2 separate regions of the Mus musculus genome follow, and region 1 is linked to region 2. Evidence: chromatin loops called from intact Hi-C (ENCODE). Cell type or tissue: left cerebral cortex. All regions are shown on one strand. Each heading gives the region's core, and the rest is flanking DNA. Links, peaks and the distances in the headings are about the cores only.

Region 1 (7,583 bases), core at 1,606-6,605, 100 kb after region 2:
AATTAAAAGCCAAGAACTTACCTCTAGCTGGAAAGTTGGGACTTCATTATAGACTCTAACAAAAATCTCACCCACGATAAGTTCTTTGGCGTGTTCACTGTAGACAAATTCTGCCCCATAAGTTTTGTCACAATCACCCTTAAAAAAACAAAACAAACAAACAAAAAAACCAAAGAAAGAAAAACAAGACTGTTAGATGTAAGAACTTAATGTCCAGTTTTTAAATCTACCCTGCTTTGTCTAATAATGCACTGAATATGTTAAGAAGGGCACCGACGTTCAGAGAGCAAACATGGCAGGACACATGTGCTAGTCCATGGCTGGGACAGGCACAGTGACAGAGCGCATTACTGCTGCTAATTACCAGGCCTCATCCTCAATCTCAGAAGAACACTAGATGAGGCAAGAACTAGAGCTGGCAGAGAAAGCCGACTGTGACATGCTGTTCTCACTCCTCCAGTGGCCACCCAGCTCAGTCACACTATAGTGTGTGTGTGTGTGTGTGTGTGTGTGTGTGTGTGTGTGCGTGCTCGTGCATACACTCAGTACACTCAGACTGGGGGTTTACAAGAAATAAATTGACAAAGGGCCCAGGTCTCCCAGTGCATCACTACTGTAAACAGATGTTAACTTTATGGAAGTAGTGACAATGAGAAAATCCTAATGTAGTATTTTAGAGACTTAAATACATGTGTGTGTCTGTCTGTGTGTGTTTGTACAGCTGAGTCTAGGTGACTTTGAGGCAGATGTATCAGAGACACACCCCCCCCCCCCCCCCATGAACTATGAGCAGCTTATAGGGTTAGGAATACAGATCTGGTCCTCTGAGGAGCAGTAGGTGCTCACAGCTGCTGAGTCATCCCTCGTCCCCTAGAGGACGACTTCATACAACACTAGCCTATCCTTGAAATGCCCAGCTAAGAGGTGGCTAGAGCTGTTGACTAAACATTTCATTGGTGAATAGCACACTGCTTCATCAAGACTCATTCAATCAGAATAAGTCACCTAAGAAAATATAAAACATTAACATACCTTTTTGATCATATTTTCTTGTTGTGACTCAAGAAACTCAAGCAGTTCTGCCCTTGTAGAGTTGTTCCACATCAAATACGGGCTCTCTGTGTTGCTGTTAAGCATCTTCAGGGTCTAGAGAAACAGGATTACTGTTAAGTAAGGGCCCTGAGGGGACAGACTTCACTGGTACCCCTGTCAGTCTTACAAGCTTGCTGATGCTCTCCTTCTTGCAGTTAAGAACAACCAAGGCCTCAAAAGCTGACACTGTCACAGCTCTTATGTGAGTAAATGGGAACCTGGGGCTGAAATCTGAGCCTTAGTTCAGGCAACTCACCAGATTTAGTTCTGCTCGTGAAAATGCAGTATCTTAGGTATTTAGTTAGCATTTCTAAAATGGCCACACCATACTTCTTTCACACACATATACTTGAAAACAAAATCTATGTCTTAGGAAGCACACTCCTAAGAAAGGAAAATAAGATGGAGTGTAGTGGGGGTGGCAGCCTGAATTGCCTGCCTCTGCCCTGACTCAGGCTATAGCTGAGGGCCTCTGCCAGTAGACGGGGCTTCCCTTAGTTTCTTTTCAACTCTAAGGATAAACCCATATTCCACATCTCAAGTGACTGAATAAAAAGTATTTCTAGTCCTCATTTGCAAAGCTCTAGGCCAGGAAGAAAGTAGAGTATGTGTGGTGGTTTTGAATGAGAATGGCCCCTTGGGCTCATATATTTAATGTCTGGTTCCCAGCTATCGGAACGAGTTGGGAAGGATTATAGCCTACTTGAGGAAAAGAAATGATTAGAAAAATCCTCACTCAGAGATCTGGCAGTCTAAAATAAATATCTCATTAAATATAGATATAAATTACAGAAAGACTCGATTTTGAAATAAAACATTTTAAGACTGCAGACAGTAACCATGAACTTGCTGGTATTTCTGAGGAGGACATTTGCAGTCAGCAAAAAGCATCAAACTAGAGAGTAAAAGATCTGGGGAGAATACTGCTCACTCCTCCTTACGGGAACTGCATCCCCATATAGACCACCACAAGCATATACAACAAAATAAGTGAGGGCTTAAACTCTACACATACTTGGAATTTTAGAAGCCAGAGGACTTTTTTCTTATAAAAGTATTAGACAACAAAAATACAGAAGGAAAACAAAACAAAACAAAACAAACAAAAAAAGAAAAAAGAAAAACCAGCCCTCTGTTGTGTGCTCCCAGGATGAGCACTGCTAACATCTGGTGTGAATCCACCACCATTAGTTTTTTGACACCAAACATGGGGTCTGACCTGTTCACTTAATATCTTTGTTGTTTTATTTTTGAGACAGGTCTCATTTTGAGCCAAGGTGGGCCTCTACATAATCTTTCTTTATGAACCACCTAAGTGCTGCATTAAACCTTTTAAAATCTTGAAGCTTCTCTTACCTAAAGCACTCAGCACGTACTTAGTGTAGCTTTATAGTTTAATTCTTCAATGCTGTTTTCCTAGGTTGCTTCCCAATGCCCTCACAAAAAGACACACATGTTGTGAGGTCGCTGAAGTAGTGCTGATTTTCATCTTGAAATATGCATAAATACTGATGTATAAATACATTTATGTAGCAGTAAGAATAATCTATGACTTATAAGAGACATCTAAACAAACTTGGTCCCTGACTGGAAACATCACTGCAAACCCATTCTCTTGTCTGAGTTCTTTGTGACACATGGTTGGTAAGAATTGTGGTAGGCTCTGTTACTGAGAAACAAAGAAGGACTGGAGAGATGGCTCAGTGGTTAAGAGCACTGACTGCTCTTCCAGAGGTCCTGAGTTCAATTCCCAGCAACCACATGGTGGCTCACAACTATCTGTAATGGGGTATGGTGCTCTCTTCTGGTATGTCTGAAGAGAGCAATGGTAGTGTATTCATATGCATAAAATAAGTAATCTTTTTTTAAAAAGAGAGAAACAGGAAGCTAATTCTCCACCCAGAGGTGAGACTGAGGTGTGTGGTCACTGCTCTAAACCCTCAATACACTCGTCTTCTTAGCCGAGAGAACAAGCATGTGAACGTTCAATTCTCAAGTTTCTTAGAGCAATAGGGATTGTCCTGGTCCTTTACTACTTAAAGGACTTTCACAAGTCACAAACCCAGGCTAGCGCTAGTCCATACCTCAGTAGCACTAGCTACAGCTAGCTTTCGAGCAATGTAGGGTGTCAGCATGCCAGCTAAACTCTTCCTTACAGTTGGATTTTCTGGGGTTGCTTGGTCTTCAGACAAATACCCACCAAGGCGACTCAGAGCATGGACACTGAGTTTGGCAAGACTGTTGGCTACTTCCTGTTACAAAAAAAAAAAAAAAAAAAAGACATTAAAGTATGTCCATATGTCTCCTTACATTAGTGACACAACAGAAACATTTTAATGATCAAACTGGAAACAGCCAGCACAGGAGTATCAGATCAGCCTCACAGACCGGCGCATTTGAGTTTTAATTTGTTTTCAGATAGGGAAACCCCTTAGCACCAACATGTTCATCTGTACCCAGTGCAGTGTCTTACGTGTCTTACAGAATCACTTGAGAGCAGGACAAAGAGGAAGAGATAGTGTTACGGTTCGTGTATATACTCAGCCTAGGGAGTGGCACAATTAGAAGGTATAGCCTTGTTGGAGTAGGTGTGTCACTGTGGGTGTGGGCTTTAAGACCCTCATCCTAGCTGCTTAGAAGTCAGTATTCTAGCAGCCTTCAGATGAAGATGTAGAACTCTCAACTCCTCCTGCACCATGCCTGCCTGGATGCTGCCATGCTCCCGCCTTGTTGATAATGTACTGAACCTCTAAACCTGTAAGTCAGCCGGGATTAAATGTTGTCTTCTATATGAGTTGTCTTGGTTATGATGTCTGTGCACAGCAGTAAAAGCCTAACTAAGACAGATAGTAAGGTAGGCCTAACTGCTAGATTCACATGATGGAAATATGAACTATGAATGACTATAAATATAAACCTAGAAATAAAAAAAGATAAAAAAAAAAACAAAACAAAAACAACTACAAAAATCAGACAAGTACAGTGGTGTTGTGGAGAGCTAGTCCCAACACCTTGATATATTATTATATCTCCCCATTATATAAAGTACATAAATAATTCTGAAATCATAAAATTGACTCGAGTAACAGAAAATATTCTATCATCTCTGTTCCTTAGATTCCCGTCCCTCAAGCACAAGTGGTTCAGAGCAAAAGTGTTGGGTATGGTAGTGAGTAGCTGTAACCCCTGCACTGGAGAGCTGGAGGCAGAAAGGAGGACAGTCTGGGCTGTGCAGTGACTCTGAGGTCAGAAGCCGTCAACAGCCACCTTCAAACACAGCATCTCTGAATGGCTCAAGCTTTGCTTCCCAATGACTTACTAAAAGTCTATTTGGGTTTGGGCTAAAGTTACCTGCTGGTTTGTTTCTTCATTTTTCTGAATGCCACTCTCTTCCAATGTATAGTCATAGTTAAACAGATAAACAAGCAGATACCACAAAATTCCAGCCTGAAATAGATGTGTCTGTAGCCAGAAATCCACAGCGAAAGAGCTGACACATTCTACTGCGAGGGCGGCCACCCGTGGGATACACTGCAAGGAGAAGAAAGAACTGACTTGCGGGGTGAAAACACTGCCAAGGAAAACCAGCAACAGGCACAGCCCAACTAGCTGTCTCTTTGTACAAAACATCTCATAGTGTGCAAAGACGCAGACAATCCACTTTCTTGACTTCCATTTAAATGCAATAAAGCATCAACAGCAGCACTGTTAACACAACCAGAGGTTGTGTAACACAACATCAGCATCCTTGTTCCTATTAAACCTGCAGGCATCAAACAGAAGCAGCTGAGGAACTCTGATCAAGTTCCCCAGTCCCAGCTGCCTCATTCCAAGATCTGTGCCTCCACCCCTTCTACTCAACGCAGCCGACATCTCTCTTCCCAGTCAGCCATAGCAGCTTCAGAGCTGGCTTCTCGGGAGTTTCCAGGGAATCAGCATGGTCTCAGATCTTGGAAGCCTTTACAGTCAGCAGTGACTGGACCACAGGCTTTACAAAGTCCTGCCCTTTTAGATTGGAGTCCCATCCTCTCTGTTCTTCTTCAAGTTAAGTCTGACTCATTTCTTCTAGCTATGTCACTCCAGTGTTACCTTTTGTGTGCCAGGATAGGAACAAACCCGATCATGTACAGCAATGTCCCTACAAGAATACTTAGAGATACCAGTGATTTACTTAAAAATGATCTTAGGTAAGCACATGGCTGTAACTCAAGCACTGGCTGTTTGAAAGAAAACCCTTGATGACTGTATCCAGAGGGAACAGGTGACAGGTATGAGCTCTACCTTGCCAAAATACAGCACCCGGCAGAGGTCCTTGATGATGCCAGGCATTTCTGTGATCTTCTCCCGGCACTCTTCAAACTGGGCAGCCACACTGTAGCATCTGCTTATGTGTCCACACACCTGCAGATAGCACAAGAGACAGAAGCAGTCACATACGCAGTCCTTATGTAAGACTCAACAAGACACATCAGCACAGATGGGAGACGATGCTTAATATTATATGTGATGCTCTAATATTACCAGGACATTTTGACTAAATTAGCAGTAATCTTAAGATTTCTTATAGGTGCAGAAGTCAGCATACCACGGACAAACACATCACAGCCTGTTTTTGTGCCACCATTGAGCCAAGAATACTTTTGTTCTTTAAAAATGTTAAAAGTGTTATTAAAAAACCAATAAACTACAATGGATTATATGCCAGAGAATGAAAACCTAATACCTTATATGCTTACTCAACTTTATTCTAAGAGTTCATGAGATTCTTAGTTAAGATGTTTTTGTGCATTTATTAGCAGGGCACGATACTGTAAATTCTTCTCACATAAGCCACTTTACCATAGCAGCTGCAACTCAAAGCCAGTCTCAACTGATTTATACTCTTAGCCTAGAGAAATGAAGGGCCACACAGAAGCCATGCTCTGTGAAGTCATAGTGGGTTTTCTACCAAAGAACCAAGCTCTCTCAGCCTCCACAAACAACAGCCAGTTAGTGTACTTGGAGGACCAGGGGAGGGGGGGGCACTGGGAAGTGCAGAGGTGAGTGAGCCAAGAATGACAGATGGGTGAGCGTGTGAAGCTGCTGACTGCTGAAGGGAGCCTGTGGGTCAACACGCTGCACCCCACCTTCTTTAAAAGGAGGAAGGTGACTGCAGCAAGGACAGTTACGGTTCCTGCTGCAAACCTGCCTGAATCACACCCGCAGCCCACCCTAGGGTGAGAGACTCAGTAGGGTGGGAGTGGCCTGTGTTTTAAGAACCCCAGCTGATATCCCAAGTGCCCATCTATCATGGAGGTTCCTTAGCCTTACCTGCACTGACATGTCACTTGGCTTACTGGAGCGATTCAGGACAGCCACACAGCGACTAAATGCCTCCTGTAATACCTGTCAAGAAGGAAGTATGCCATTAATTCTCCGTTTGACTTGAAGGGTAAAAAAACCTTTTCTAGCAGGAATAAGAGCACATAACCTTTTAATGTTACCCATTTGGTAATTAAACACGAACTTAATTGACATCTGTTAAATAAGCAGGTAAAAAGGGGCCTCAGGGCTTTGCTGCCTATTAAAAGCATTCCCAGGCACTACTTTATATTCAACATTCTCTTTACCGCCTGTGAACTCAGTACTCTCTGCCTAGAATACAGAGACTATGATGCTATGCTATCTGCTGGGATAAAGGAAAAGGAAAAACTGCACTAAATTCATTTGTACTGAGACTGTGTATTGTCAAAAGCCACTTAATGTGCCTGGCCAAGCGTACAGATCGGCCGGTGGAAAGTCTATTACCTCTAAGCCATTCTCTCTCCTGAGCTCTTCAGCGTTGAGGGCTGAGCAGTTGACTGTGTGGAAAGCCAGCTCTGCAGCCGCAGGCAACAGTGGTGATTCTTTTGAGAAGAGGAGGTCATCTGAAGTCTCCATTGTTATGGTCCTAATTAGCATGGGATATCCTGCATATTTATAAGGCTGTAACTCTAAAGTAATAGAAAGACAGTGTTATGGTCACACCAAGCAAGGCTCAGTTATGCTACCTCAAAAAATGAACAGCCTTCTATTAAAGTCTCCTACTTCACCTCTCCTTTGCGGTGAGCTCATGTTACGAGCTACAGCATTTTCCAGTAAGTTGACTGCACCTGGCATGGAAATAACTGATTTTGCAGAATATCTGCTTTCTGCCATCCAGGTGACCTTTATAAGTTCTCACCGGATTACACGCTGTAAGACACAGCAAGTGCCCCTGCAATCACACGGGCATTCAGCACACAACTCTCTTAAGAAGAACGAGATTCCGTGTGGCGAGCACGTTAGCACTCTGTGATCAGCTTCTAAGAACAGGCTCCCTGCTCTTTCTATTTTACTATTTGTTTGAAACATTTACAAATCCTGAAATATGAACTGTTACTAGAAATACTAAATAGAAAATGTATTAACTATTTGCCCAATTCTGTTCTGATAAGTACAGTTAGAGGTGAAAGCTGTCATCCACAGGTAGT
Region 2 (7,583 bases), core at 1,515-6,514:
CCCCAAACAGTAAGCGCTGCTTTGGCGTACCCTTGCTCAAGTAGCCAAATGAGTCCTTGAATGAGACCCTACATCATCTCTTTCTATAAAACTTCTCGCTGCCTTGACACTGATGTGGACTTCTTGAAGATACCCCAAACCTGGAGATACCCAGACCACTGACAACAACCTTTGTGACATGTAGCCTAGCTCACAGAAGTGGGCTGCAGGGGCCAGGCCTTGAAGGTCATATGTCCTTCAGTTCAGATTCCAGCTGGGACGATGCTTCCTGACTTGCCAAGAGGTTAGAAGCACTTACTGCAATCTCCTGCCACCACAGACTGGGCCACTGTGCCATGCTCTCCCGTGAGATAGACCATAAACCCTGAAACTCAGCGCGAAATAAATGGTGTTTTTCTGTCTCCCATAAATTACTTCTGGAAGACATTTTCTTGTAGTGAAAAGAAATGCTACTAATATTTTTAAATATATGTATATATATATATATATATATATATATATAAGTTCTGTTTTGTTAAGTTTCATATGGTTTCTAGACAGTTGAGTGAATGTGTTAGAGTAACCAGCTGGGTATAGATTCGGGGCAGAGAAATGGTCTAGACAGGTTTGAAAGCAATTGACAGAGAAGGTGTTGGAAGCCACAAGACAGAACAGCTTACCTAGAAAAAGAATCTAGGGGGACTGGAGAGATGGCTCAGTGGTTAGGAGCACTGACTACACTTCCAGAGATCCTGAGTTCCATTCCCAGCAACTACATGGTGGCTCACAACCATCTGTAATGGGATCCAATGCCCTCTTCTGACATACAGATGTACATGTAGATAGAGCCATATATATATATATATATATATATATATATATATATATATATAATGTAAAATCTTTGAAAGGAAGGAAGAAAGGGAGAATAGGAAAGGGAGGAAAAGGAAAGGAAATAAGAGAAAAGAGAAGTGAAGAGGATCTAAATAAAATGGTGGTTTAGCAATCCAGCCACAGCAGCCCAGTGTTAAGAAGTTGAAGCGTTGCAAGGAGGATACAAGGGAGTTTGAAAAGGAGTGGCCAGAGGTTTGTGCCAGCGGTCTTGAAAGGGCATTAGTGGAAAAACGGGAATGAAAGCCTCCTGGATGGACTGAGATGGGTTTACGACAGGCTATGAGGAAGAGACTTGCAGAAAAGGCTTCAGGAATAACTAGACGTTTATATGCAGCTAGAAGTGCTTAAGAACTTATGCAAGAGAAGACTGTAGAACAAAGAACCCAAGGAAACCAGAATGATCGGAAATCCAATCCACAGGAGATGGGATTGTCTGAGCTGCGAGTGGCAGCCTGCCCAAGCTACTGACCGGTCCCTGTGGTCAGCCCAGTGTTGAGATGTTTATTTTGGATTCCTGTGTTTTCTGAGATTTCAGTAGGATTTCAGGAAAGAGACATGTTTATAATTGACCTGTGAACTCTTTTTTTTTCCCCCCCTAGATCAGGACAGTCAAACCCAACCTTCTTTCTCCAGAAAGGATCTCAAGCCTATGTTCTCAGGAAGAAACCACCCGGCTCTCTTCTTCCCAAAGCACATAAGGTATGACACAGAAGTGCAGCAGCGAGCCTTTTTTCCACCACAGGTAACCGCCTCGGAAAAGCACAAGAGCAATCGAATCTGCATTTGAAGACCTCCTCACGCAGTTACTGACTAATGCAAGCACACTTCACTTTTAATTACAAATTCACTTGGATTGCGTGTCCTTTTTTTTAAAAAAAAAAAAAAAAAAAAAAAAAAAGGATCTGCAGTTGAAGACCAAAGATGTGTTTAAACTCCCATCCCAGTGAGCTTCCTTGTTCCCTGCGGATATGTTCGCTGTTACTCATTTCTAGCTGCCTTTTTCTTTTTTCTTTCTTTTTTTTTTTTTTTTTTTTTTTTTTTTTGTCTCTGCATGCCAAGAGCATTGTCTATAATGATGGTCTTTACTTGATGAGTTTAATGTATTTACCTTGGGCATCTTATAATCATTCAGGGGTTAAAAAAAGAGAAAGACCTGAGTGTCATTGTACAGTAGGCTTTAAGGTTTAGAATCATCAGGGAAAATTAAAGAAGATGTCTGTTACAGATTAAATTTTCTAATTATTCTGAGTTGTTCACTACCTAATAAATACGTCAACCAAGTTATTGTGCTATACCTCATAAATACATACAAACATGATTTGCCAGTCAATTTTTTAAACTAAATTTTCCTGGTTGCAAAAACAGGAATTATCTCAAGATAGCAGGAAGGGACATAAATGCAAGTCCTGCAAAATGTACTAAGTACTCTGCATACGTGGGTGATACTGGCATCATGTGCTTCGTAGTCCTTCACCAGGAAAGACCACTGTGGGCGGGTTCGATATCATAGTGACAGGGGACACAGATGCTCATTTTCTTGGCTCCATCATACTCCTGACAACATGAAGTAACTTAGATGCTTACAAAAAAGGAGTTGGGTAACTTTTGTTAATGTCAACATGGCATGGCTGAAAGCAAACCCCACCCCCACCCTGCCTAGAAATGTCTACCTCAGAAGCAGTCCTCTTTGAGTCTCCTCCTGACTATGTCCCACTTGAACACCGCAGAAAGCTCTCAGCCTAAGTCCAGCTCCATAGATGTGGAGCACCTTGTCTGAACTTCCTCGGCTTTCCCCAAGGCTGTGTTTTAAAAAGCAGTGTCCCTGCTTTGCTGTTGTCCCTAACCCTTTTGCCCCTCCCTCCCCTGACACACACACACACACACACACACACACACACACACACACTCACACACTCCCTGCCATCCGCTCTCAGTTCCTGCCACATCTCTTTCAATAGCCCTCAGTGCTATGGACAGTTCCCACTTTGGGTTAATTACTTCCCTGGTCCATGACTGCATTACTCTTTGAACTCAAGCTGAGCAACATGTTTCCCCTTCCCTGGAACTGGTCAGTCACTTCTGCCCCAGTGTGGCAGGCACTTTCTACATGCACAAATCATCCTTGTTCACCCATATTACATCTCTGCTGTAAGCCACAGCCTTGGGACCTTTCTGGGTCTGCAGGTGTCCCACCCAAGGATATAAGGTTTCCTCTTCTCTTTCCTGAGCCCCAGCTTTAAGATCAACTTCTGGGCACCTGGTTCCCTTCAGTTATCTGGGTTCCCAGAACAGACCATGTACCTATAAGGGTCTTCATGCTCCTTCCTTGGAAGTTTGCTGCTCTCTTGATGATCAGAAGGAATAGGTGATTTCCCCTTCCCACAACCACTGCCTGCCTTCTCCAGCTCCTGTATCTGACTAGAGGAACTCAATCCTAAGCCTCCTGAGAACTACGAAGGGAGAGGTGAAGCCAACAAGCAGGGAACTTGTGAGAACACAGAAATGCCCTTTAACAAAAACCTGTGAAATATAGCCAGGCGGTTGCCTTTGTGCTACAAGAGCCAGTAGTAAGCCTCATGCAAATGCCTATCTTTTTACCCCAGTTAAATAAATGATCATGCTTTAGAGATGGCCTACTTTGTAATTGTAATGGCTGAACAAGCTCCTGTTAAGGGAATATTACTGTCAGCTCTGGGTTACATATTGACACATGTTGTAGCCAATAGCCTCAGTTAAGGTTAGCCCACATGTAGTTATTAAATTTCTGTTTCTGGATTTTAATAATCCTATTTAGATTGACAGAGAATTCAAGATCCAGAAAGCCTTGTTTTCCATTGGATTTCCTGTTGCCAAGCCCCTGCTATACTGCAGAGATGCTTCAGTTATCGGAACGGAATTTTATGTAATGGAACATGTGCAGGTAAGTTAACAATCTTACTTGGTTGGTGCTTTTATATTGCTAACTTGTTCTTAAATACCCCTCTAGGTGGCAGTAAAGAGCTACCAACAATTGTAGCCAAACAGGGAGATGGGGATGTGTGTGTGTTCTTATTGGGGGGAGGCACCCTTCCACATAGAAAGAACAAACCATTAAGAGCAAATTCAAATTGTTTTTAATTTGAAGATGTGGGTTACAAGCAGTTTAAAACCTTCAGGTTTAAACTGCTTCTAGCATGTCCTTGAATTTTGCCTTTGGTATGTATCCACATACACATTTCACAGACAAGCCTACGCCTAACATGCTCTGTAGTTTGCTGAGTTTGTCTGTCAGCTATTTAAAAACTGGCCATTGTGATCACTTTGATAGGGTCGGATCTTTCGTGATTTTTCCATTCCTGGAGTTAGCTCAGCAGAACGTGCTGCTATATATGTGTCTGTGGCAGAAACCCTGGCATGGCTACATTCTCTGGATATACGCTCGCTGAAGCTGGACAAATACGGTACTGGAGTCGGGTACTGCAAAAGGCAGGTAAGCCATCTGCGTCAGAATGTACTGCATGGTCTCAGAAGTAACGTACTATGAATGACTAGTGAAAGCAAGCCCTGTTTGTTATGTGGCTGTCTGAAATTTTGCCACTTAACATCTTCTTTGGTAATGTATTCAGATATCTTTTTAGCATGAAATAATGCTGGTGTGTGTGTGTGTGTGTGTGTGTGTATTTTGAGTGGATGAACCTGTATCTGCAGGTACACAAGTATGGCACATGGGTGTGGAATGAAGGCCAGGGATTCGCCTCAGCTTTCATATTCAGGAGCCATCCACCTCATTTTTTAGGTGAGGCACCTCATTGGCCTGAAGCGTTCTGATTAGGCAGTCTGACTGGCCAGTGAGCTTGAGGGCTCTTCCTGTCTCTACTCCTCACTATTAGAACTCCAGGCATATACCACCATGCCTAGCTGGCTTTCTTTGTCTTCTTTTCTTCCATCCTTCCTTATTTTCTCTTTGTCTGGGTTCTGGGGACCATGCTTAGGTCCCCATGCTTGCCCAGCAAGCCCTTTACTGACTGAGCCATCTCCTCTCCCACTAACTTTATTTTTTAGATAACTTTTGTTTAGTAAAGGCTTCCATTTCTGCTTTTCACTTGGTTTACCAGTAGATTTTCTTCTCAGTTTTCCCTTTCTAGGTTGTGCTAAGCAAAAATCTATTAAGCTTTTATCAATTTAATGCTTGCAAGATACTTTTTTAAATATCAAGAAATAAGAAATAGGTTCCTGCCCTAAAGAAGCTTGTGGCTGTTTTTAAGATGCTCATTCACGAGTCTCATATACATGAAGCTGGGGAATGGTCTATTTCCCTGAGTTTACTACCTATTAGTAAATTGTTCAGTGCTCATTGCAAGAGCTGTATGTCTAGGGCACAGGCATACATGCCTGTGCTTGGATGTGGAAAGGAACTGATATAGAGAATTAATAATGAGATGGTGACCCTTGCAACCAAATGCAGGTAAGACTAGGCACTCATGGGCTGTATTCTATTATAAGTACGCCCTTTGAGAGTGGGGTGGGAAGATATGAGAGAGTAGAGTATTCGATGTGTGCTATTGAGTGCTAAGTGAGCTGTAGACTACCTCATTTAAAAATCTCTGCAGAACTCACAAGACGGGTATTAACCTCATTTTGCAGATGAGGAATATGAAGGTTATACTGACCCGGTAATACACAAGTAAGTTCCTAGACAGTATATAAATCCCAGCCAGTGAGACCCGTGTAGGGGGATTTTGTTTGCTTCTAATTCTAAGAGCAATATAAAGTCTGCTTTACTCTTAATGGTATCTTTAAAATACTCTGTGGGTGAGGGAAAGGATGTTAAGTGAGAAAAGCTCTTTCTAGCTTTCATTGCCCCCTTTTCAGGGAGAAATTGTCTGCTTGTGGTGTGTGTACATGTGTGTGTGTGTGTGTGTGAGAGAGAGAGAGAGAGAGAGAGAGAGAGAGAGAGAGCCCAATGAGAGAGAGGGGTGAGAAACTACATGTGGTGTGTATACGTGTGTATGAGGGGTTGTTTGTATGCATTTCTGTCTTCCATGGAGTACTTACTGAGTGAAGACCATTCTTTTTGTTTGGTTGGTTGGGGTTTTTTTTTTGGTGGAGGGGGGGTTGTTTGGTTTTTTTTTGTTTTGTTTTGTTTTTGTCTTTTTGTTTTTTTGAGACAGGGTTTCTCTGTATAGCCCTGGCTGTCCTGGAACTCACTCTGTAGACCAGGCTGGCCTCGAATTCAGAAATCCGCCTGCCTCTGCCTCCCGAGTGCTGGGATTAAAGGTGTGCGCCACCACGCCCGGCTGAGTGAGGACCATTCTTGACACCTATGCCAGTGTTTTTACTTCTTGTCCAATAGAAACCTACGTAGGTAAAATGGCACAACCTGGAAGAGAAACCTGCATGTTTGGGGCTTTCGGCTGATAGGAGTGTTTCAGGCTGCTGGGAGGTGCATGTGAGCACTGTTTTGTTAAGCATTCTGGAGTAAGGTGGACTTGGGCACAGATGAAGTGGTCTTAGAGTCACGGACAACGGAACGTTCTGTCTGTACCGCTGTCCCTTCCCAGGTGTCCACCTGGACGAAGCAGTACCAGGCCTCAGCCCATCAGAGCATCCCTGCCATGGACCAGCTCTCCACGTGGCTGATGAAGAACTTGCCAGATAGTGACAGTGAGGAGTGCCTGGTCCACGGAGACTTCAAGCTGGACAACATAGTTTTCCACCCCAAAGAGGTACCGCAAGCTGTGTGTGTGTGTGTGTGTGTGTGTGTCTGTGTGTGTGTGTGTGTGTGAGAGAGAGAGAGAGAGAGAGAGAGAGAGAGAGAGAGACAGACAGACAGACAGACAGACACTGTCTAGGTCTGACCTGAGGCTCCAGAAGCAGACAGATGTCCCCCACCTGCCCCAGTGTCCTGAAGGAGCCCAGATCATTCTGTTCTTCCCCACAGCTCAGTCTGTCTCCCACTTAAAGCTTCTGGAGATGAGTCCTACAGAGTTTATGGCACCGGACTCTGCCTTTGGGCCTGGTCCCAATCTTAAACAGTAACATAGTCATCACTTAAGCAGGACTTGGAGGTTGCTGTGTGTCTCTCTTGTTGAAGAAGACTTCAATCTACTACTTTAAATGTCAGCTTCAGGCTGCAGAGATGGTTCAGGGGGTAAGAGCACTGACTGTTCTTCCAGAAGTCCTGAGTTCAGTTCCCAGAAACCACATGGTGGCTCACAACCACCTGTAATGCCGTCTTCTGGTGTGCATAAGAGAATGACAGTGTACCCATGTACATAAAATAAATAAATGAACCTTTAAAAAAAGAGCCAGCTTCATGGAATAACATGGCTGGCAGAATTCATGTCAACAAGCATTCAGTTGTGAGCAACTCTGTGCCCAGAAACATTTCTCCTAACAAGCATAAACCACAGATGGAGAGAAAAGATAACTGACAAACAGCAAGAGAGCAATTGTTATGTGCCAGCATAACACCCAAACAACCTGTACAGCTAGGCATAGAAGGAATGGCCCTGACTGGACTAACGTGAACAGGGTGGAGAGATGATGGCTCAGCAGTTAACAGCACTGGCTGCTCTCCAGCACCCGAGAATCCAGTGCCCCCTTCTGGCTTCTTCAGGCAGTGCATGTGTGTGATCCGCTTATATGCAGGCAAAGCACACATACACATAAGTGAAATTACATTTAAAATTACAGGAAAGTAATATAGAGAGGCTGGGAGCCTCTCCTCT

What was found. A loop is a pair of places that touch in the nucleus more often than their neighbours do. Peaks named below come from ENCODE experiments on the same cell type or tissue, not always from the same donor. Only the 100,000 strongest peaks of a DNase experiment are listed, where the experiment ranks them.
Region 1: it touches region 2 in a loop (2.0-fold over the local background); 4 of 42 quality-filtered maps call a loop at or near these places.

What each region holds. Positions count from the first base shown.
Region 1 is chr9:104,175,626-104,183,208 of GRCm38, forward strand. Dnajc13 (DnaJ heat shock protein family (Hsp40) member C13) reads right to left here. Exons shown (of 56, transcript NM_001163026.1): 37 at 6,880-7,064; 38 at 6,403-6,477; 39 at 5,374-5,493; 40 at 4,444-4,623; 41 at 3,177-3,344; 42 at 1,033-1,146; 43 at 22-138. It overlaps Gm46130 (a long non-coding RNA gene), which reads left to right and starts at 6,087. Exons shown (of 5, transcript XR_003948220.1): 1 at 6,087-6,308. In left cerebral cortex, for the core only: no CTCF peak of the experiment used is centred there; DNase peaks (open chromatin) are centred at 4,609 and 4,915; H3K27ac peaks cover 1,255 bases.
Region 2 is chr9:104,072,150-104,079,732 of GRCm38, forward strand. Acad11 (acyl-Coenzyme A dehydrogenase family, member 11) reads left to right here. Exons shown (of 20, transcript NM_175324.4): 2 at 1,473-1,572; 3 at 3,668-3,793; 4 at 4,181-4,342; 5 at 6,414-6,578. Among named protein-coding and RNA genes, the nearest start is that of Acad11, 12 kb to the left of the region's middle. In left cerebral cortex, for the core only: a CTCF peak has its summit at 3,864 (motif pointing right); no DNase peak of the experiment used is centred there.